Linked DNA regions of Mus musculus: all the other regions are linked to region 1. Evidence: chromatin loops called from intact Hi-C (ENCODE). Cell type or tissue: heart. All regions are shown on one strand. Region 1 overlaps Camta1 (calmodulin binding transcription activator 1). Region 2 has its middle 4.4 kb from the start of Slc45a1. Region 3 holds the start of Gm23405 (a small nuclear RNA gene). Region 4 overlaps Camta1 (calmodulin binding transcription activator 1).

Region 1 (5,000 bases):
GTGCTTGCCCATGTTGGCTTCTGAGACTACTGAACATGTAACGTGTGTGCTTTGCTCTGCGTGGCTGTCCTGGCACAAGCCTCCAGCAAACCCTGCCTGAAGTACCTCGTCTCTGATCTGGGACTTGTCTGTCATGAACTGCGGTGTTTTTGTAGCTCACACCAAGTTCTCTGCTCAATTCCTGAAAACAGAGACCAGATAGTTCTGTCCCCATCACTCCTCAGTGCATAGATATCATACGAGTCCATTTGGATTGTATTGTATTCGAATGTTTGCTTTTAAAGATTGATTTTTGAGTTGCAGATTTGAGTTTCATTTAAAAAAAAAAATCACGGCACGAATTTTGGCTTACAGTTAGGACAGAGCTTCCGACAATCTCTAAAGTGGCCCAAAGTCAAACTTTTACCACTTTATACTTCATATTTATGTAAACTGGCATATTCTCAGTATTATGATTATAAAATCCAGATATCAGTTAACCGAAAAATATTGAAGATGTTCTATGCCCTTTGGTATCAAATAGCCAAAATTTAATATTTGGTGGAAAGATAAACAAACTCTCCATTTTGTTAATATGCAAATTTGATCTTATCTTCGATAGACGATAAATTATATGAATACCAAATAAATGTCTTAAAATCAATTTTTATAATTGTCTTTAAATCAATTCCTCTGTGGTTTGTTACAAGTCAGTGTCTGACTTATCGGCCAGTTATACATGCCTGGACACTTGAAGAATCACAGGCTAAAAAGCCTAAGGCCGCATGAATTAGATGACAGATACTGAAGCCCAGGACGAGGGAGGGAGAAGACAGAGCCACAGGGCACAGAGCTTCTGGCTGGCTTCGATGGGTGTGTGCTTACCCCTCAAAGGAGCCTGTGCTCCTCATTCTAAGTTTGGCCCACACACCCCAGTTCCCCACAGTCCCTCCACATGGAAGGCTTCCCTGACTTCCTTTCACCTGCTCCGTGCCCCAATGAGCCAATATTGTGAGCACAGGGCCCTGAGTTTTCTGAGCCTCAGGGTGGCCTGGGCCAGGGCAGGAGTGAGGTCAGCTCTGCTGTAGGAGAGTATTTCACTTTGGCCGGGCCCCATCCGGACCCCACCTGGGATATGCCACTTGACTAATTGGCTCTTTAAATAGTCCTTTTGCTTTGTTTTCTTCACAACCCCCCCCCCCCCCCCCATCGTGCACGCCTACCATTCCCGGCTGATCCAGGATCCATGAGCCCCAACTGAAGATGTTATATTAGACTGTGTGAGTGAGCACACATCTTCACGGCTGAGGAAGGCGGAGTAAAGGCGTGACTTCCTCAAGGTCACCCCAAGGCTGACTCAGAGTCTGTTCTCCTTCCTCCCCAACCCCCGCTGGCACAGCCTCCTCACCTGGGCAGTAGCAACGCAACACCCCAGGCTGAATCAGGGATGCAGGCACGGAGATCTGGTCAAACAGGCAACTGTAATTATTGCTGGCTTCTTGCCATGGGCCTGTGATGAGAACCTTCACTCCTCCCTGCAGAGGAGAGAGATGAGATAGAACAGTTCCCCCGGGGAATGCAGCACACAGGACGCCCCTGCAGCTGCAGGCTTAGACGGGAAGGGCTGAGGGCTGCTGGCTACACATGCAGATTCCCAGGCCCTATGACACCATTCCAAAAAGCCCTGACTTCTGAGATGCCCCTCTAGAAGACAGGTCTGCAGCTGCTCTGACCCCCCCCCCCCGCCAGAGGCCATCCTTTTTTGACCCTCCCCTAGGCATCTTGACCCTGAAAGTTCAGGGTGATACTAGAGGGAGGCAGGACTTCCCATGCCACATAGCCCATGGTGCACCTGAGAACCAGCCAGCAGGGTCCCTAGGAAGGAAGCAGAGGGGACAAGGGGGACTCTGAGTCATGCATTTGGGAAGAGGTGGAGGGAACTCAGATTTGGAAACTGTCACCCCAAGGGACAGATGTTCTTGTAGGAAACTGAAGGGAAATGGAGGGCCCCCAGGGTGTGGCAGGAGGTGGTAAGGGGGGGAGGCCCAGGTAGTGGATGGGGAGAGAGAAAATCGAAGTGAAGCATTCAGAATTGGAGGGGCTCAGGTAGAGCTCTTGGAACTGAGCTGGGGCTTGGGATGGACTGACCCTCCAGTTCTCTACCTGCCTGCTGTGTCATTCAGGGTATCTCGAGCTAAGCAGACACAAGAGTGGCCCCTCATTGGCACTTCTGCACCACACATGCAGGCACCAGCCTGGCAGCCTGGCCTACAGAGTCTAAGCAGACCTTTCTCTGCTCCAGTGGAGGGAAAACTGTCTTCACAGACCCAAGGGGACAAGCGCCAGAAAGCATTAGAAACGCTGGGCTCTCTCTAACCTACTCTGGCCAGCAGGAATACCCCAGAACAAAGAGCCCCATGTGGCTGCTCCCAGGAAATCCCTTTCAGGGACTTTGTTCCCGTTAGTGATTAATGTCTCTCTCTGTCTCTCTGTGTCTCTGTCTCTCTCCTGATCCCCAGGTGGAGAAGTCCCCTACTTACGGCTTAGCCAAGAAGAGAGGCTGGTCACTCGGGGTGGAGGGAGGCTCTGCCCCGGGATGTAGAGGCAGGGGCGCTGGCCTCTGGCTCTCCTGGCTAACCTTGGATAGACCCACCCCAGAGGCTCATCCACCCCACCCCCAAACAAGTAAACACCTTTCCCTGCAGGGGGGCGGAGAGCTGTGCTCGATAGGGAGGAGAGCGCCACCTGGCGCCCTGGCTAGAGAAGGCCGAGAGGCGCTCCAGGAGCTGAACCGAGGCCGGGTTAGGAGCTGCGGCAATGAGTCCTGACTTCCCCCACTGCTTCAGGCCAGGGCCACAGCTCTCCGCTGCTGCCCCAGGCAAGCCTGCCAGACTCTGTCGCCTATTCAGTCCCAGATTCTTGATTCTCGTTTGCTATTCTTAACCCTTGCTTGTTCCTGCCCTAGAGGAAGCTCCAACTTCATACCCATTCTTTGCTCTCAAGATTCCCACTCCCCTACAATGTTGCCTGGAACCCAGACTTAGCCTGGGGCTAACCTTGGCCATAAGAGGTAGCAGTTTGTTTACTGTGATGATGTCCTGAGACTATCTGTGACCCACAGCCGTAGACTGGCCCTTGAAGGGAAGGTACCCCCCTGTGCTGGCAAGTACATTTTCCTCTGGGTGTGACGTTTAGCTTAGGTCATGGTTTTGTGGTGCCACCGAGGTTTGCCGAGAGTGGAGAGAGCTCAAGACAGAGTTCCAAAATCATAGCGTGCCCCACCCCTGTTCCGTTTATTTATTGTGTATATTTTTGCCTGCATGTATGTGTGTGTGTGTCTGGTGCTCTCAGAGGTCAGGAGGTGGCACTGGATCCCCTGGAACTGGAGTTACAGATGGCCTTGAGCCACCATGTGGGTGCTGAGAAGCAAGCCCAGCCCCTGCAAGAGGAGCAGGTACTCTTAACTGCAAGAGCTGCTGAGCCTTGCCCCCAGCCCCCAGCATCTGCTCTTGTCCTTGGTATCTGTGTGACTTCAGGAAGTAGCCCAGTCCCACTGGTAGCTGTGATTTCAGAAGCCTTTCCGCCGCCAGCGGTTCCATAAAGTAGATTCAGGGCTCTGACAAAGTGATGGTGTAGGGGGTTGGAAGTGATTGCCTGAGTGAGGCGTCCTGCTCTGAGCAAGGTCCTCCCATGGAGGATGTGGAAGAACACTGGCTTCAAAAGGCCACGGACAGTTACCATGTGAGAAGAGGGGACATGAAAACTGCAACCCACAGCTGTTAGTTCAACGATGGGTTGCTGCGCGGGGTGGTGGTGGGGACAAATTGCTGCGGAGACCGGGAACATCAAGACCTTCTCCATGGCAACTGCCGCAGGACGCCTCAGAATCCATCATTTCCACGGACGGTTCCCATGGCAACCACTCCGCCCCGGCTGTCCTGAATTGTTTGTGATGTGTGCATGCCCGACAGTTCTAATTGCCGCTTCTTCTGCCTGGTGCAGCCAGAGCCAATGGGGAGGGGCGGGAGCGGGGGGTGGGTGGGTGGGGGTGGGGGAGATGATGCAGGGGAGAGGTGGGGAGAGGCAGGGGTGCCATCTGAGGTCTATGTCCTGTAAGTCCTGAGATGAAGGGTCTTGAATTCATGCACCTTGGGCAAATGCTGAGGCACAGAGAGCGTTGCTCTCTCTCTCTCTCTCTCTCTCTCTCTCTCTCTCTCTCTCTCTCTCTCTGTGTGTGTGTGTGTGTTGGGGACCAGCTGAGAGATCACCAAGTGGGTAGGTGTGGAGGAGACATGGGAGCAAAGGAAGAAGGGAAGCATACTCAGAGAGGAGCCAGCAGGCCAAACCGGGCACAGCATGCCTGGGAACCATTGCAGTTTAAAGCTGGTGGGAGTGGTGTACCCGTGTCCACACAGCCTGACTCAGAGCAAGATCCCAGCTGCACAGCTCCCTCCTAAGCTTGCCAGAGCCCACTTCAAACCAGACTCCTGGTGACGTCAGCTCACACATGCACCCTTATCAGCTGGCAGGGACAGAAGGCAAGATACCCGGCAATCATGCCAGCAAGGGGTTTGTGAGGGGACACAAGTGCCAGCTTGGTGACCGACCCTATTGTCCTGGGTAGGAGAGCCTGGCAAGGAGGAACGCCACCTTGGAGGCTTTACCACGAGGTCCCGCTGGACACCAAAATGGCTTTTCCCCTCTAAACATATTGACTATGCTTTGCTTCCATGTCAGGGTGCCGGGAACTATCAGGGTTTCTGGAAAACCTGGGTTGGACAAGCCTGATTGCTATTGCATATGTCATCCTGGGCTGCCCTCTGGTGGACAGATGCTGAACTGCCGGTCTCCGGGATCTAGTCGAAGGCTGCATAGGCTGGTGAAGAACAGAGGAAGTCAGGCTTGCTGAAGACTTCCTTTCAGCAGGGTCTAGAGAGCTGGCCTGGGCACATGCTCGCAGGCCAGGAAACAAGCCGATCCCACCTCTTAGGTGTTCTAAAACATGACTGCAGCCGGCCTGT
Region 2 (5,000 bases), 480 kb before region 1:
AGGCTGCACAGAGGCCCAGGTGTCGGAGAGGAGGGGCTGCAGTGGCAGCTGGAGGCAGGACTCCTGTCATTTCCTCCCTCCTCCATCTCTCCTCCCTCCATCTCTCCTCCCTCCATCTCTCCCCCCTCCATCTCTCCCTCCTCCATCTCTCCCTTCCTCCATCCCTCCTTCTTCCACCTCTCTCCCTCATCCATCCTTCCTTCCATCTCTCCCCCTCCATCTGTCCCTCCCTCCACTCCTCTATCTTTCCATCCCCCACCCCCCCTTTCCTTCTTTTAATGAGGTCTCGTTATACTACCTAAGCTGACCTTGAACTCTATAGGTTTATGCTACCATGCTGGCTTAAGTAGTGTGATTGTGTATGTGTGTGTTTGTGTGTTTGTGTGTGTGCTGGGCTTGGACCCTGGACCCTCTTGAAGGCTATGTTGAACAATGTCACTGAGCTACACCACCTGTTGCCATTGTCTAAGAGCAGGGAGAAGCCAGAGAGGGTTCATGGGTGGGGGCAGGCACTGTGAAACAAGCTATATTCCTATTCTGCAAAGACCATGAGGCTCTTGGTGGGAAACTGAGAAGGTCAGGGGTGGGTGTGGGGACGGGTCGGACAGGAGGTCGAGGCCTGGCCTAGATGGGAGGAGACAACTTTGAGGGTAGAAGTGGCCAAGGACAGGCAGAGACATGTCCTAGCTTGCTCTTCTGTTGCTGTGAGAATCACCATGGCCAAAAGCAGCTGAGAGAGGGAAGGGTCCCCTGACTTACATGTTCCTGTGCGGTGACTGTGCATCATGGAGGAAAGCCAAGGCAGGAACCCAAAGGCAGGACCTGAAGCACGGGTCATGGAGGAGCACTGTTAGGGACCCGCCCCACAGCTTGCTCCCACAGCTTCTACATCCCAGGCCCTCCTGCCTAGAGATGATCCCACCCGCAGTGGGCTGAGCCCTCCACATCAGTCAGCAAACAAGAGAATGTCACAGCAAGCCTCCTGCTTCTGTTTCTCCAGTCTAGGAATTTGGGATGCACTTTTACCCTAGCTTTGGAAACCTGTTTGAGAAACAGGTCACATGTAGCCAGACTGGCCTAGAATTCACTTCGTGACTAAGTGGCCTTGAACCCCTGATCTTCCTCTTGCCTCTACTTCCCAAGTGCTGGGATTAAGGGTGTTTGCCATCAGGGCTGGTTTACACAGTGCTGGGGTTTGAACCCAGAGCCTCATGCGTGTTAGGCAAACACTCTACCAACTGAGCCAGGGCTTTCCTTGGCCGTGGAGGCCCTCCCTGAAGTCTTGTGGAAATGCTACCTTCCCCTATGGGTGGGACCCTTTTCACATCCAGGACTTGGTCCTGGAGACATGGTCACATGTAATTGCAGGGAAGCTAGAACCTCCGTCCAGAAGAGGGAATGGGGGTGGGGGTGGGGCGGCAGCAGGTGCCTCACGGAGGATTGTGCAGAAGACAAAGATTGGTATCCAGTTTCTCATTGTCACACTAGGATTTTCCAGCAGGAGAAAGGGCTTAAAAATCTAGGCATTGTTGAGAGAAAGAAAAAAAAAAAAAAAAAGAAAGAAAGAAATTTCAAAAATTCCTCTGCCCTCCTTTTACTTTCCAAATCTAGAAACTTCCTTTTTATTTCTTTAACCCTTCCAGGAACAGAAGAAAGCAATTTTGCTTCCTTTTATTTCTGTCTCTTTCTGTGTATATTCACTCCTGTCTACACAGTAACTCACAGGAGATCAGGGCTAAATTAGGCAAGGGAACCATGACTCTATGCAGTGTCGTGATTCCTCCCAGCCTCAGTGGGAGAAGGACTGTCCATCAGGCCAGAAGTCACACGGAGCTTGTAAGAGAGACCCAGGGACACTGGCTTCAGGGCCAGGCAGGGTGTCTACCTGGGACACTCCAGGAGACCAGGCTATCAGTGTCAAATCTCAGAATCTCGCAGAGCTCATGGGGACCTACACGCGATCGGGAGTTCCCGCATAACGTCACACATGACTCCCAGCGGCTATCTCTGTCTGAAGACCAGGATGGCAACGTTAGCAGGAACAAGACCCAGAGGAGCCAGGCAGTGGGAACAGGTACTCCGCGTTCCCACTAGGTGGCGCCAGAGCCCCACCTTCGCGGGGGCAGCTGTGGTCTGCAAGTGGCACCTTGGCTCTGAGGCTTAAAAAAATAAAAATAAATAATAAAAATTACCCGTCCTTCTTAAACATGCTTTTTCCTGCAAAGCACGGAGCCACTTAGGGTTTTCTCAGACCACACGTTCTCTCTCTCTCTCAACGATATTTATTTATTTATTTATTTATTTGAAAATTCAAAAATTTTCTTATTTTATGCATATGAATGCTCGGCCTGCAGGTATATATAGGTATTCACAATGTGGGTACCTGGTACCCACAGAGGTCAGAAGATGACATTGGGCCCCTTGACCTGGAGTTGCAGGTCGTTCTAAGCTACTGTGTGGGTGCTGGGACTTGAACTTGAGTTCATCTCTGAAAGAGCAACATGAACTCTTCACCATTGAGGCATCTCTAATCCCTTGATTTTATTTTTAAGTTATGCGTATGTGTCTTGTGTGTGAATGTGTATCTGTGTGAAGGTAGCCTTGGAGTCCACAGGAGGGCGCTAGATCCCCAGAGCTGGAGTTACAGGACTTTGCGAGTTGCCAGAAATGGGTGCTGGGAACTGAACTCAGGTCTTTTGCAAGAACAGTCGATCTTAGGCTAGCCACTGCGTTGATCTTTCTGTGGGTAAGAGAGGATGCCAACAGACTGGGTTGGAGTGGGAGTTTGAAGATGGAATGGAGGGATGTGGAGAAATGCCCTTCTACAGTGCTGTGCAGCCACACACGGTGACCCACACACCTCAGCCCGTGGTGTGGGTTCTTTGCTCTTGTTTCGAATGATCTGAGGAGCATCTGGGACTGGGAGGCAGAGTTGTGGGGGAGGTCAACAAAATTAGTGACAGCCTCACACCCTGGGGACCTGGGTACTGGTGCACTGTGGTACTGGGAAGGGAAGCAGGCAGCCAGCTGCACGCTCTTGTCCCGCGGCTTCAGGAGAACCTTATTGGCTGCAGGATAGCGAGGGGTCCTGGCCAGTGTTCGAGACCACCCTGCCAGATGTCTGCTTTCAGATGGCTTGATTGACTTGCTGGTTACAATTCTGAATCAACTCCGCAAACCTCTAAGCACATAACCAATTAAAAAAAAAAAAACACGAAAAATTCAAATTACTCCATCTTTTCTCTTAGTGATTGTTATGAATTAGAATTTGTGATTGTTTGGGCTAGCGAAATGGTTCAAAGAGTGAGGGCCCTTGCTGCCAGGCTCGAGGACCCCCGCTTGCTCCCCAGAGCGCACGTGACGGGAGGACAGAACCGATTCTCACATGTCCTCTGTCCTCCACACACTGTAGCACTTACATAATGGCGGCGCACACTCTAAATAAGTAAATAAAGGTAATAATTTTTCTAATTCATGATTTTTTTTTTCACTTTTTGATAGAGGGTTTCAGGGCTGGAGAGGTGGTTAGGGCTCAGTGGCTCAGATCACTGGCTGCTCTTCCAGAGGTACTGAGTTCAAATCCCAGCAACCATATGGTGGTTCACAACCATCTGTAATGGGATCCAGTGCCCTCTTCTGGTGTGTCTGAAGACAGCTACAGTGTACTCATATAAATCTTTAAAAAAAATGTTTCCTCTAAATAAAAGAGGGGGCATCACTATGTCATTTTAGCTGGCTTGGAACTCAGTATGTAGATCAGGCTAGCTTGCCTCTGCCTCTTAAGTGCTGGGATTAAAGGCATGCACCACCACTGCCTGGCCTCATTGTTTTAATTCTTGAAGGTTATCTGCATCTACACTGCACACTGCTCAAATTCATTTTCCATACCAAATATTCCATTCCACAAGCGTGCCTCGGGATATTTGCTCAGATATCTGGTCTGCAGGCTCACTGGATGCAACCCTACTGAGGGCATTATAACCCCGCACAGGTACACACTGGAGCATCCTGCAGGGTACATGTTCAAGAGCTGCAGTTTGGAGCAGACATCTTCTTTCATGTCTGCCCAAAGGCTGTACTTATCCGCACTCTTGAAGGCAGGCAATGAGGACTGTCTGCCCGCTCATTCACCACTGTTTGAGGTCTTTCCTGTTGGGGAGATGGACAGACAGGAAACAAACGTCCTGATTACATGTCCAGGTGACTACAGGGCTTCAGCACCTCACATTTAAGTCATTTTAGTTTCTCTTCTGCAGCATGCCCGCTCAGGCCTCTGTCCATCTTTCTGCTGCCCACGTGCCCGTCTTAATGATTTATAGTGTTCATGTGTGTGTTGGATAGAGTCCTTTGCAAGGTTGTAACTTCAATCAAGTATCAATGGGTGTTGTCTATGGAATTGCCCTGGGGTCCTGGCTAAGAAATTGCCCCTTCCCTGGAGGTCGTGAACATCTTCTGTGTCATCTTCTAACAATGTCATTGTCCGGCTTAACTTTTATATGCCCTTCACGTAGGATGGGCTTTCATTCTTGGCGTGGGGTAAGTGTCTGCCCCTGTGTCCACTTGGCTGGGTGCTGCTTACAGAGATGATTTTCCCTCTGCATTGTTCCGAGAGGCCATTTCTGTCATGGATACAATTCCTAAGTGTTGGGGTTCATGTCGCCTTCGCAGTCTCCTGTGTGCATGTCTCTGGGGTAGGTAGGTCTTCATGTCAGGAGGAGTAAGGCCTTCCACTCTGTACCTCAGCTGCATGTCTCTGACTCCTCGCCATTCAGCTCTGAGAATGAGTCTTCCCATAGCTATACATACATTTAAAAAAAAAAAAAGCAGTTGCAGCATACACATGAGGACCCAAGTTCAAATCTCCAGAGCCCACAAGAATCTGGGCATGGCTGCACATGCTAGTAATCCCAGGACTGAGGAATTACAACCCCAGACAGGTGGATCTCTGGGGACTCACTGCCAGCCAGAAAATCACAGTGGTAAGTTCAACAGGAGAGCCT
Region 3 (5,000 bases), 170 kb before region 1:
TGCTGTATGAATTTAAGACTAAGTAATAAATAGCAGTAATCAGAATTCTTCTGGGGTGAACAGAGTTAAACACGAATCACACGCACATGTCTTTACTGTATATGTCGGGCAAGCTTATCCGTAGTCACCCAGCAGGGGGCACACCATGACCACAAGGTGGTTTCCCGGTGTGAGGCTCCTCCGCTGCCCTCGGATGTGCTGACCCCCGAGATCCCCCCCACACGTGGGAAATTAACTGCGTAATCTGTGGTAGTGGGGGCTGCGTTCCCACACCCTCCTAAAGGAGATCTCTAAAAACCGCACATAATAAAAGTTTACAGTAGAGACTGGAGGACAGTTCAGCTGTTGAGAACACTTGCTGCTTTGGCTGAGGGCGTGGGCTCTGCTCTCAGCAGTCACATGGTCTCCTTTCCGGGGCTGGAGAGGTCGCTTACTGAGTACAAGCACTTGGTGCTCTGACTGAGGGCTCGCCTTCAGTTCCCAGCATCTGTATCAGCGGTTCGCAATCTCCCTCATGCTGGGACTCTTTAGTCCCTCATGTCATGGTGACCCTCAACCATAAAATAACTTTTGTGGCTATTTCACAACTGTAATTTTGATACTGTTATGAATCGTTATGTGAATATCTGTGTTTTCTGAGAATCTTAGGCGACCCTGTGAAAGGGCTGTACAGTCACGACCCACAGGTTGAAAAGGGCTGATCTACATGGTGGCTCATAGGTCTCTAGTTCCAAGGGATCTGATGCCCTCTTGTGGCCTGCCTGGGGACTGCACAATGTGGTTCAGAGACGCATGTAGTCAAAAATACCGTAACACCACTACTAAATAATAATGATGATGTTGACGATGATGATGTTTGTTTGTTTGTTTGTTTTCGAGACAGGGTTTCTCTGTATAGACCTGGCTATCCTGGAACTCACTCTGTAGACCAGGCTGGCCTCGAACTCAGAAATCCGCCTGCCTCTGCCTCCCGAGTGCTGGGATTAAAGGCGTGCGCCGCCACTGCCCAGCTTTGATGATGATGATTTAAAAAATATATCCACTAGAACCGCAGTCGAGAGTGCATAGTGCTCTTGCAGAGGAACCAAGCACCCATGCTTGGTGGCTCACCTGTAACTCCAGCTCCAGGGATCTGACGCCCTCTTCTGGCTACTGCAGGCATCTGCATACACTTGGTATGCTTTCTACACAAATGCATACATAAATGAAAACAAGTCGTAAAACTTGAACAGTAGCAAAAGCAACAAAAAACCATATTCCAATATAAATACCAGAAGACCTTCATTCTAGGATCCCAAAGTCTCTCAAATCACAAAACCAGAAAAGCCCGGTCTTCAGTCGTGAGCACCATATTTGTTTTGGGCATATCTGTACAGAGCATCTCCGATGACAGATGACACGTGGGTAACTCTCTGTTGAGATCTGCATCTGGGCTCTTCAACACGCTGAAACAGGTCTCTGGTTGTTTGGCTGTTGAATTAAATAATTAATTAATAAGTCCCAGTGGCAGGCTCACCACCCGCCTCAATGATATATGTTCCCCAAAGAAAGACATTCCTCCCCCTCCCCCCACACAGCCTTTATATTTTGATAGGCCTTAAGTAGCTCAATAGCTGGGCCACTGCCTAACCTCCACGTGCCAATAATCTCTGTTCTCTCTTCGCTGCCCTGGACCCAGCTGGGCAATCCTCTCTGGCCACACTCTCCCGGCTCCTTCACATGGTAGCTACCCTTCTCCGTCTGTCCCAAGCCCCAGGAAATTAAAAATACCCGACCTCTGTCTGTCCTCCCCAGCTTGGCTGTTGGCATTTTTATTTAACAGTCAGATTCCATTGGGGGCAGGTTCCCAGAAGCTACTTACAGACACTACTTGCAGTTTTGGGGACCCAAATTAACATTAGAAAACAAGCAGCATTTGGCCAAACCCACCTCATTTGGCAACCTGGATCTTGCTTAAAGGTGTTCAGCTTACCGGGGTCTCTGGATCCTCCTCCGCATTTACCCCTAATGTCACTTAGCGCGATGCTCAGATGTAAATATTTGACACCCACACTCACCCACTCACTTCTGCCACCCTGCTGTTGGAACTTTTTGTCAGATGAGAAACTGGAAAGAACAAAAACTCCCTCCGCCACAAGAGGGCGGTAGACACCACCATTGTGTGGGTGGCTACCTGGGACCAGGGAGACTCCAGGATGAAGAGGTGCCAGGAGTCATTTAATTATCACCTGTCTTCTTGCAGACAAGAAGGGAAAATGATGGTCATCTTCTGGGGACTAAGGAGATCACACTGTTGGCCAGGGTCTATACCCTCAGATGTTAACTTGGTCTCAATTAGACGGAACCAGGAAGTTCCTAACCACGTGCAATCAGCCCATCAGAAGAAAACATGGTCTTGGGCAGAGAATGAAAATTAGAGACAGCAATTTAAGTAACTAAGACCATTCTAAAGCATGCATGACACGTGGCTTTGTTTGGTTTTTGAGAGATGGTCTCATGTAACCCAGGCTCATTATGTAGATCAGCCTAATTCTGAACTCCTGATCCTCCTGCCTCCACCACACAGGGTGTATGCAGTCCTGGGGATGGAACCCATCTCACGGCGGCACTCCCACGGGCTGTTTCAGATCCAAGCTCCATGTAGTTAATGTAGCCTGAAATCTCACCATGTTCCAAGAAATTGCTAGAGCCAAGCCTGCTGGTATGTGCTTATAACCCTAGCATTCCCGAGGCTAAGGCAGGAGGACTGTTCCAAGTTTGACGCCAACCTGGTCTCAGCATTGAGTTCTAAGCTAGCCCGAACTATGTGTCCAGACTGTGTCTCAAAAACCCAGGAACAATGGTTAGATGAAGACTCCGTTGGTGAGATGCTCACTGTGGAAAAATGATGGCCGGAGAACTCCAGTTCGAGCCCAGAGCCAACGTCAAGAGGCTGGGTGACCTACTGCGCAGACGCAATTCTAGCACGGGGAGATGGAGAGCAGTTGGCTCCATGGCGCTTGACGGCCAGCCAGCCTAGCCAGAAAGAGAATTCATCTCAAGGAATCAACGTGGAGGGCAGAACGACACTCAAGTTTGTCCTCTGTCCTCCACAGGCACCTCTACATACACATATACATGTAAACACATACACATAAACACACACACACACACACACACACACACACACACACACACATACACACACGATTTCTAGGAAGAGATTCCTGCTAGGAAAAAAATGATCAAGCTGTTTGGTTGGAGCTTGGAGTCCACTGCTCACCCCTGCGTGGCCTGGGGAGCCCCGTCTAATCTCCGCCCAAACCCTCGCACACTGAAAAACTCTGAACAAAAGAAGGGCCCCAAAGGCGGGTGTGGTGGCGCACGCCTTTAGTCCCAGCACTTGGGAGGCAGAGGCAGGTGAATTTCTGAGTTCGAGGCCAACCTGGTCTCCAGAGTGAGTTCCAGGACAGCCAGGGCTGCACAGAGAAACCCTGTCTCGGATACCCCCCCCCAAAAGGCCCCCAAATCTCAGTTCCGCATTTCCAGCAGCTGATGCAATCTGCCAGCCCACCCGTGTAAGCGATCAGCTTTTGACTATATTTGGGCACAGTTCCGGCTCCTGGCTGATACATCATCGCCCGAGATCTATAAACCCCCTGGCCTTAGCCTGGGCTCGTGGTTTCCCTGGCTCTGTTCTCTGGGACCTGCGAACCCACCCAGGAGCTGCGCCCAATAAACGTGCACCTATTTACTTTTACGGTGATCTGATCTGGCCTATCGCGCTGGTGAAAACCTATTACAATCTTCTAGGAAAAGCATAATTTACCAAAACAGACTGAAGAAAGGAAATGCATAAATAAAACTGCCGTTGAGAAAGCTGAGGAAGAAGTTACAATTCCTGCCATGTTAGTCCAGAGGCCCAGGTAGTCCTTGACAGCCATGGGTGCAGTTATTCCAATATGTTCCAACTTCCGTGGGGTACAGGCAGGCCTGGAAAGTAGAGGGAGCAGTCTACTTACTGCCATGTTAATCTAATTGCTTCTGAAATTATTTTTTTTTTAAAGTTTTATTTTATGCGTCTCTTTGCGTGTGTACACATGCACCCGTGTGCTGGTGCCCATGCAGGCCAGAAGAGGGCATCAGATCCCCCCACCCCACCCCGGAGCTAGAGTATCAGGCAGTGGATGTGTTGCTGTGTGGATGCTGGGAGCCAAACCCTGGTCCTCTACAAGAGCAGCCAGTGCTTTTCAACTGCAGAGCCACCTCTCCAGTCCCTCAGATCTGAAATTCTTAAGCAAACTAGTGATTTTTGCAAATGAAACAGATTGGACAATACAAACTCTTGTCTCTCCTTTGCAAGAGCTGTTTCCCAGTTTTAACCGTGTCAGATGGTGGTTACCTTTGAATTAACGATGATTGACCAGTTAGTGATTGTAACAGGCATTGCATCCCTGAAGCCTTCACTTTCTGATACGGTCTATCCTGAGCTTCCTGCCCTGTGGTCAACTCTGACTCACTTCTTCCCTGTCACTTCTAAGGGATAGAAAGGGGCGAGGCTCACTGCCCACACACAGTCAACACAGGGCTGGGGATGACACATAGCTCATTGCCTTTGTGCTGGCCTCACCTGTGCGAAGATCAGCACTGCATTAGAATCAGGTGTGGTGGAGAACTGGGAGCCCTGCGCTTGGAGGAGAAGCTCAGGGTGACTCCTCGGCTACCCAGTAAGTTAGAGGCCAGCCTGGGCTACCGAGAACCTGAGTTTGATCCCCAGGACCCACACAGGAGGAGGGAACTAACTCCTGCAAATTGTCCCTTGGCCTCCACATTTGTACCATGACATTCATGTGCACATGCTCACACACATGAACACACACACACACAAACACAAAAGCAGTGTAGTTAAAAAAAAATCTTGTCTTAAAACAAGAACATTGTCACTGTAGGCCTGATTTAAACACATTTCTCTACATGCAAACCTGCCAGAGGTGTGTGTGTTAGCATCTGATCAGTCATCA
Region 4 (5,000 bases), 66 kb before region 1:
AGACTGACGGGCTATACTGAATTAACTTCCTCTCAGAAAGCTAACAAAGTTAACCCAAACTCTAGCCCAGTGTTGCCGAGTTCTTGCCCTCGCTTTTGAAGAGTTTTCTGCCACTTTCTTTCACTGTCACTTCGATGTGTCTCAGCTACATTCCCACACGTTCCTGTGTGTAGTGTGCACCTACAGACTGGAATCCTATGCTCAAACATGGGAACACCGGCAGTGTCCACTGACTACCTAGTCACAATGTCTGCCACATATAAATGCGACTTCAACAGCTACTCCCAACCGTAACGTGGAGTCTCCAGCTAGGCTCAAGGTACCTCGCACGTTTTTTTAGGAAGAATTACAGTTGGGCGCTGCACATCTGGCACACCTTCTGCTGTGTACTCAATGTCCTAAGCAGGTTCTGCAGGGCAGCTTTCTATCCTGACTTCCCTCACACCACAAGGGAAGAGAGCTTTAGAAACTGATGCTCTGGGGCAGGGTGACAGGAAGTAGTATCTGTAAATAAATGATTTTCTTTCCATCCTAGCACTTTCTAAGGAGCTTTTTTAGCCTAAAAAATTTTGACCAATTTTGAGGAAATCTGACGTGGCGAAATACTGTAGTTACAAAACCACTTGCTGAATGTTTTCCTGTAAGGCTGCCTCCCGTCAGCAGGAAGGCCTGTGTGGAGGGCTCTCCGCCTGGCCCGAGCATGCTGTTGGTGGTCTCAGAAGGTTCCTCCCTCACTTCCTCATGCATGTGCACAGCGACTAAGTGGCTGCTCTCCTGTTGCATAGACAGCAGGGTTAGTACTCAGGGTTAGTTTTTTATTTTATCTTATTTTTCATTCAGAATGGATGTGAAACTTACTAGCATACCTACGCTGCAGCCCCATGCAAGCAAGCAAAAAGCAAAATATTGAAAATGGAAGATAAGGAGAAACTGGCTAGCAGGCAGCTAAACTCACCCTTTTGTACAGCCTATGGTCCACCAGGGGGCTTTAGACAGTAAAACAACACCAGAGAGCTATTAGCATGTGAGGGTCACAGCAGAAATCTTATCAACAGCTTTATTAGCATGTGAGGGGCACGGCAGAAATCTTATCAATAGCTTTATGTCACCCAAAGACACTAGCAGGTGGTTTCTCTTGGGAAGGCCAAGAAGGGTGGTGGCAGGGATTGGGACAAACAGGAAGAAGACCCGTCAACTTTTAAAAAACTGTTGCGATCACATGACTTAGAAATGGGTCCTGCTGACTTCTCAGGCCACTGTCTACCTACCTTGTTGAGAGGGTGTCATGAAGTTTTCTACTTAACACAGATTGTAATGCTTCTAAGAGACAATAAACATGACAGTTCCACTTATGAAAGTAAAGCTAAGTAAACCAGAACGGGATGTACACATCTGAGGGAACACACAAGTTTAAAATAACCCCCAGGAGAGCGAGCCAGGACTCCATCAGGCTCTTTAGCGAAATGTGTTGGAGACGGGAGGTGAGCAGCGAGCACTGCATCCAGCACACAAAGGCTCTGCTGTCCACTTGTGTGGTTTTTATCATCCGAACCAGGAAAGAGCAATAGTCATTTTTTTTGCTGCAAATGGTGAGCAGAAAGAGCCCCAGGCCCGATGCTCTCCTTCCCAGGAGACCTTGCCAGCCTCCCCAGGGATGAGCAGCTGGTTAAAATATGAACTTAGAACAGCTGAGATCTTCGGCCAATTCCTCAGTTAAAGTTAAGTGAGGGATTCCTCCGTCCAGCCTACTTCAGCAAGCAGTCTTTCATGCAATTATATGTCAAGTATCTTAATCTTTGACTCATCCACTGTAAACACAGAACACACCCTCAAAAGAACACACACGGCAGAGTCAGTGAAGGACTCGGGTAGCTCTGCTTACCCTGCATCTCTCCTATACGTTTGGACTCAAGGAACAACATGAAGTGAGCACAGCACAGCACAGCACAGTTTAACCCATGGATGGTTCTGGTTTATTTGAAAAGGGCCTCAAAAAGCAACATTAGGGTCTAGACCAGATGAACCAGTCTCACCAAGTGGAGTGGCCGCTCTGCACCATGGGAGCTAAGTCTACTAGTCTCTGTGCTGGACAGTGTTTTGGGGACTCTCATTCTGCAGGCAAAACAAAGAGGATGAGGAACTGGACTTATGAAGAGGTAAGGAAAGTGACCTGGGGGAATCCAAGGTATTTTACCAACCGAAGAAGCTCGGCTATTCTACCAAGTCATAACTGCTTGATTGCCAACTGAAAGGGATTGGCTTAACAACAGAGACAGGAGACTGATCGGTTTGAGGGGGGACTTGCAGAATCACTCTCATTACGTGAGATCGTACCCTGTAGTTTACTATCCGTTTCCTGCCAGGACGTCTTCAGTCAGCTTATTCATACTTGTATTTCATATGCTAGCTCTTAGGGCAGGAGGGCCAGGGGAACGTGGTGGTGGAGGTGGAGGAAGACCTTGATCCAAGGCATGGAAGAGCAGCGAGGGCATGGACCTCCCATCTTGGATTCCATCTAGAGAACACCTAGTACCCTAACAAGCTCTTTAAGGTTTTCTATTACTGTTGATGAAGTGGCTACTACGAATGTTTCTTTCTATGGTCATACAGATGAGAGTCTGTGTTAAATAAGAGTAAGTAAGTCTCAAAGGCAAGGTATTTTGAAATATTAGCAATGTAAAGAGAGAGAGAGAACCTGACGTGAGGTCTCTGAGGAATGAGGGGATGGTTAAACAGGAGAAAGAGCGGACAGCACAGAGCCAGCTCGCAACTGCACAGCTCCTGATGCTCTGGGAACACACACTCCCCCTCTGTGCAGCTCCAACGGCCACCGCTATGGACTCCAGGCTTCATCTATAGAGAGGAAGCAAGCCTCTCCCTCCAGCCCCAGACATCTTAAGTCTTCAGCAAGAAAGCTCACACTTGAGGAGATGCTCCTCTAGCGAGGCTCCATGAAAACATGTTACATCCTTGGGGACCAACAGGCTGTCTTTTCCTCTGTGTTCCCTGCCCTCCCACCTTGGACCAAGCCAGACTGGCTCTCAGCGCTAAACTGAGTGGAAATGCTATATTCAATATATCCAGCAGAGGGCACCCGCCGCTTAGTGGAAGTTTCACATGTGAGAACCTAGAGGTCTGTCTTCCTTAATTTTCTGTGTGGATGCCTATTAGCAGATTAAGGACATACTGCGAAGACCGTAAGGCAAACTGGCGTATACATGGTAGGTTAAAGAGAAACTTGGACCAAAAGCTAGTCCGAGTAAATCACATTCATGCCCAAATCAAAACAGAAAAGCACTGGGGGGTGGGGGGGTCTCCATGGTCAGACACGCACCCTCTTGAGTCACTGCTGCCCAAGTGGCAGTGCCAAGATGCCACCATCCTGTTACAACCTGGAATGCTTGCCCCATGCTTGCTAGAGGTCACCAGCGTGGCACAGAACCAGCAAGTGGTTAGAAAGGTTGGGGCTGTTCTATTATTCCTTACGAGCACGATGATAGATAAGGGCTTGTTGTACCTGTGGCGACAGCGACGCAGAAACCTCATTATCTTTCGAGCAGCTTGGTCCTGCTTTTTGGTCAGCAAACTGCTCCTGAAAAAGTCAGAACATGAGCGTCACAAGAAAAGGTCCCAGAAAGCTTACACTGCAGACCCTGAACCAATCTGATCTACAGCTGGAGGAGACTTTCGGTTAAACGGTGTCACAAATCCAACTGAAAAGCTGCCCCCACAGTGCAGAGATCAGCCTGGGGACTCTCCCAAGCCTTTGCTTTGTCTTCTTGAATTTGAGACGGCAGCGTCTACTGCATCTCAGGCTGGCATCAAATCCCCAGTACAGCTCAGACTTCTGAACTCGGGATCTCCTGCCTTCACGTCCCAGTGCTGGCACTCGAGGCATGAGCTGCCTTGACCACTTCATGTGATAAGAGGATACGGAGCCCAGGGCTTTGTACACGCCAGGCAGTTACCCTGGCGACTGAACTATGGCTCTCTCCCGCGTTTTAAAGGAGACAATATGAAGACTAAAAATGAGATGGTCCCTCCATATGCCCTTACAACTTATTCATTCATCTGGGATTAAGGCAAGAGGTTGCTTTGTAGGCCAGATTAGCCAAATAGTACACACTTGGGATTACAAGTGTGTACCACTATAACCAGGTTTTTTCCTGTTGTTGTTGTTTGTGGAAACAGGCCTTATAGTGCTAGCCAGACTTCTTCAGGCCAGGAGTTAATTCTGAGCTTGATACTCTCTTTGGTCTAGTTTCTGTTCTTAATCTTTAGTCTACTACGTTCTAAGATGGAATCACTGAGCCCTGAGCCCTATGTACTCTCCTGAAGTAATTAGGGAGTCGATCAAAGTTCAGAACACTGCAGAATGACTAAGTACAAACTCTGGTCCCGACAAATTCTGATCTATATTGAAGTTGGCCAATGACATAAAAATAACACCATGTGGCAGATAAAGGACCTTTAAGAGAAACTAACAACTAATAGGTACTGTTACACAAAGTCACACTGGAGAGGAAGGTGCTGCCTGCCGTGCCTCGGGCCCTGCCCAGAGGCAGGTCTAGGTACTGTGCCAGGCAGAGCCTCTGCCACACCCTGCAGGCTCTTGACCCACCTGAGCTTCTGCTGCACGATGACAGCGGTCCTGCGGGCCGGCCGTCTCCGGCCACACTTCTTGTAACTCCGGTAGAAGTTCTGGATCAGCACTGCAGCGCGCCGGCTCTGCTGGAACCGCTTCTGCTCATAGTAACTTCGGAATTTGCTCTGGATAAGGATGGCCGCCTGGGTCATCTTTTTGTAAAGTGCATACTGTGGGGGACACAGAAGGGACAGGACAGTAATGACAAGAGTTGGAAGTCCTCCAAGCTTAGGCGGTAAGAGCCCCTCCTTCCTTCCTACCCTAATCTCTGCTGGGAGCCAACCTCAGGATGCCAACAGCAAGCTTCCAGTACTTTTCCAAAATGCAAAGAACTACCTTCAGGATGGCCTGCGGG

The links. Hi-C counts contacts between places; a loop is a spot of excess contacts. Peaks named below come from ENCODE experiments on the same cell type or tissue, not always from the same donor. Only the 100,000 strongest peaks of a DNase experiment are listed, where the experiment ranks them.
Region 2: a loop joins it to region 1, with 3 times the contacts of the local background. A loop is called at or near these places in 3 of 42 quality-filtered maps.
Region 3: it touches region 1 in a loop (6-fold over the local background); 19 of 42 quality-filtered maps call a loop at or near these places.
Region 4: it touches region 1 in a loop (8-fold over the local background); 35 of 42 quality-filtered maps call a loop at or near these places.

The regions. Positions count from the first base shown.
Region 1 is chr4:151,136,927-151,141,926 of GRCm38, forward strand. It overlaps Camta1 (calmodulin binding transcription activator 1), which reads right to left. Exons shown (of 24, transcript NM_001081557.3): 10 at 1,388-1,514. Among named protein-coding and RNA genes, the nearest start is that of Gm52711, 19 kb to the right of the region's middle. In heart, a CTCF peak has its summit at 2,730 (motif pointing left); DNase peaks (open chromatin) are centred at 2,725, 4,475 and 4,805; H3K4me3 peaks cover 1,792 bases; H3K27ac peaks cover 1,844 bases; H3K27me3 peaks cover 1,585 bases.
Region 2 is chr4:150,654,099-150,659,098 of GRCm38, forward strand. No RefSeq gene overlaps it. Among named protein-coding and RNA genes, the nearest start is that of Slc45a1, 4.4 kb to the left of the region's middle. In heart, CTCF peaks have their summits at 2,087 (motif pointing right) and 2,624 (motif pointing right); DNase peaks (open chromatin) are centred at 2,083 and 2,633; H3K4me3 peaks cover 307 bases; H3K27me3 peaks cover 1,209 bases.
Region 3 is chr4:150,964,615-150,969,614 of GRCm38, forward strand. Gm23405 (a small nuclear RNA gene) reads left to right here and starts at 121; the gene lies at 121-279. It overlaps Gm30120 (a long non-coding RNA gene), which reads right to left. Exons shown (of 4, transcript XR_390979.2): 3 at 3,809-3,972; 4 at 973-3,015. In heart, CTCF peaks have their summits at 108 (motif pointing right), 760 (motif pointing left) and 2,138 (motif pointing right); a DNase peak (open chromatin) is centred at 727; H3K4me3 peaks cover 661 bases.
Region 4 is chr4:151,070,471-151,075,470 of GRCm38, forward strand. It overlaps Camta1 (calmodulin binding transcription activator 1), which reads right to left. Exons shown (of 24, transcript NM_001081557.3): 21 at 4,622-4,815; 22 at 3,518-3,592; 23 at 956-986. Among named protein-coding and RNA genes, the nearest start is that of Vamp3, 15 kb to the left of the region's middle. In heart, a CTCF peak has its summit at 3,085 (motif pointing right); a DNase peak (open chromatin) is centred at 3,081.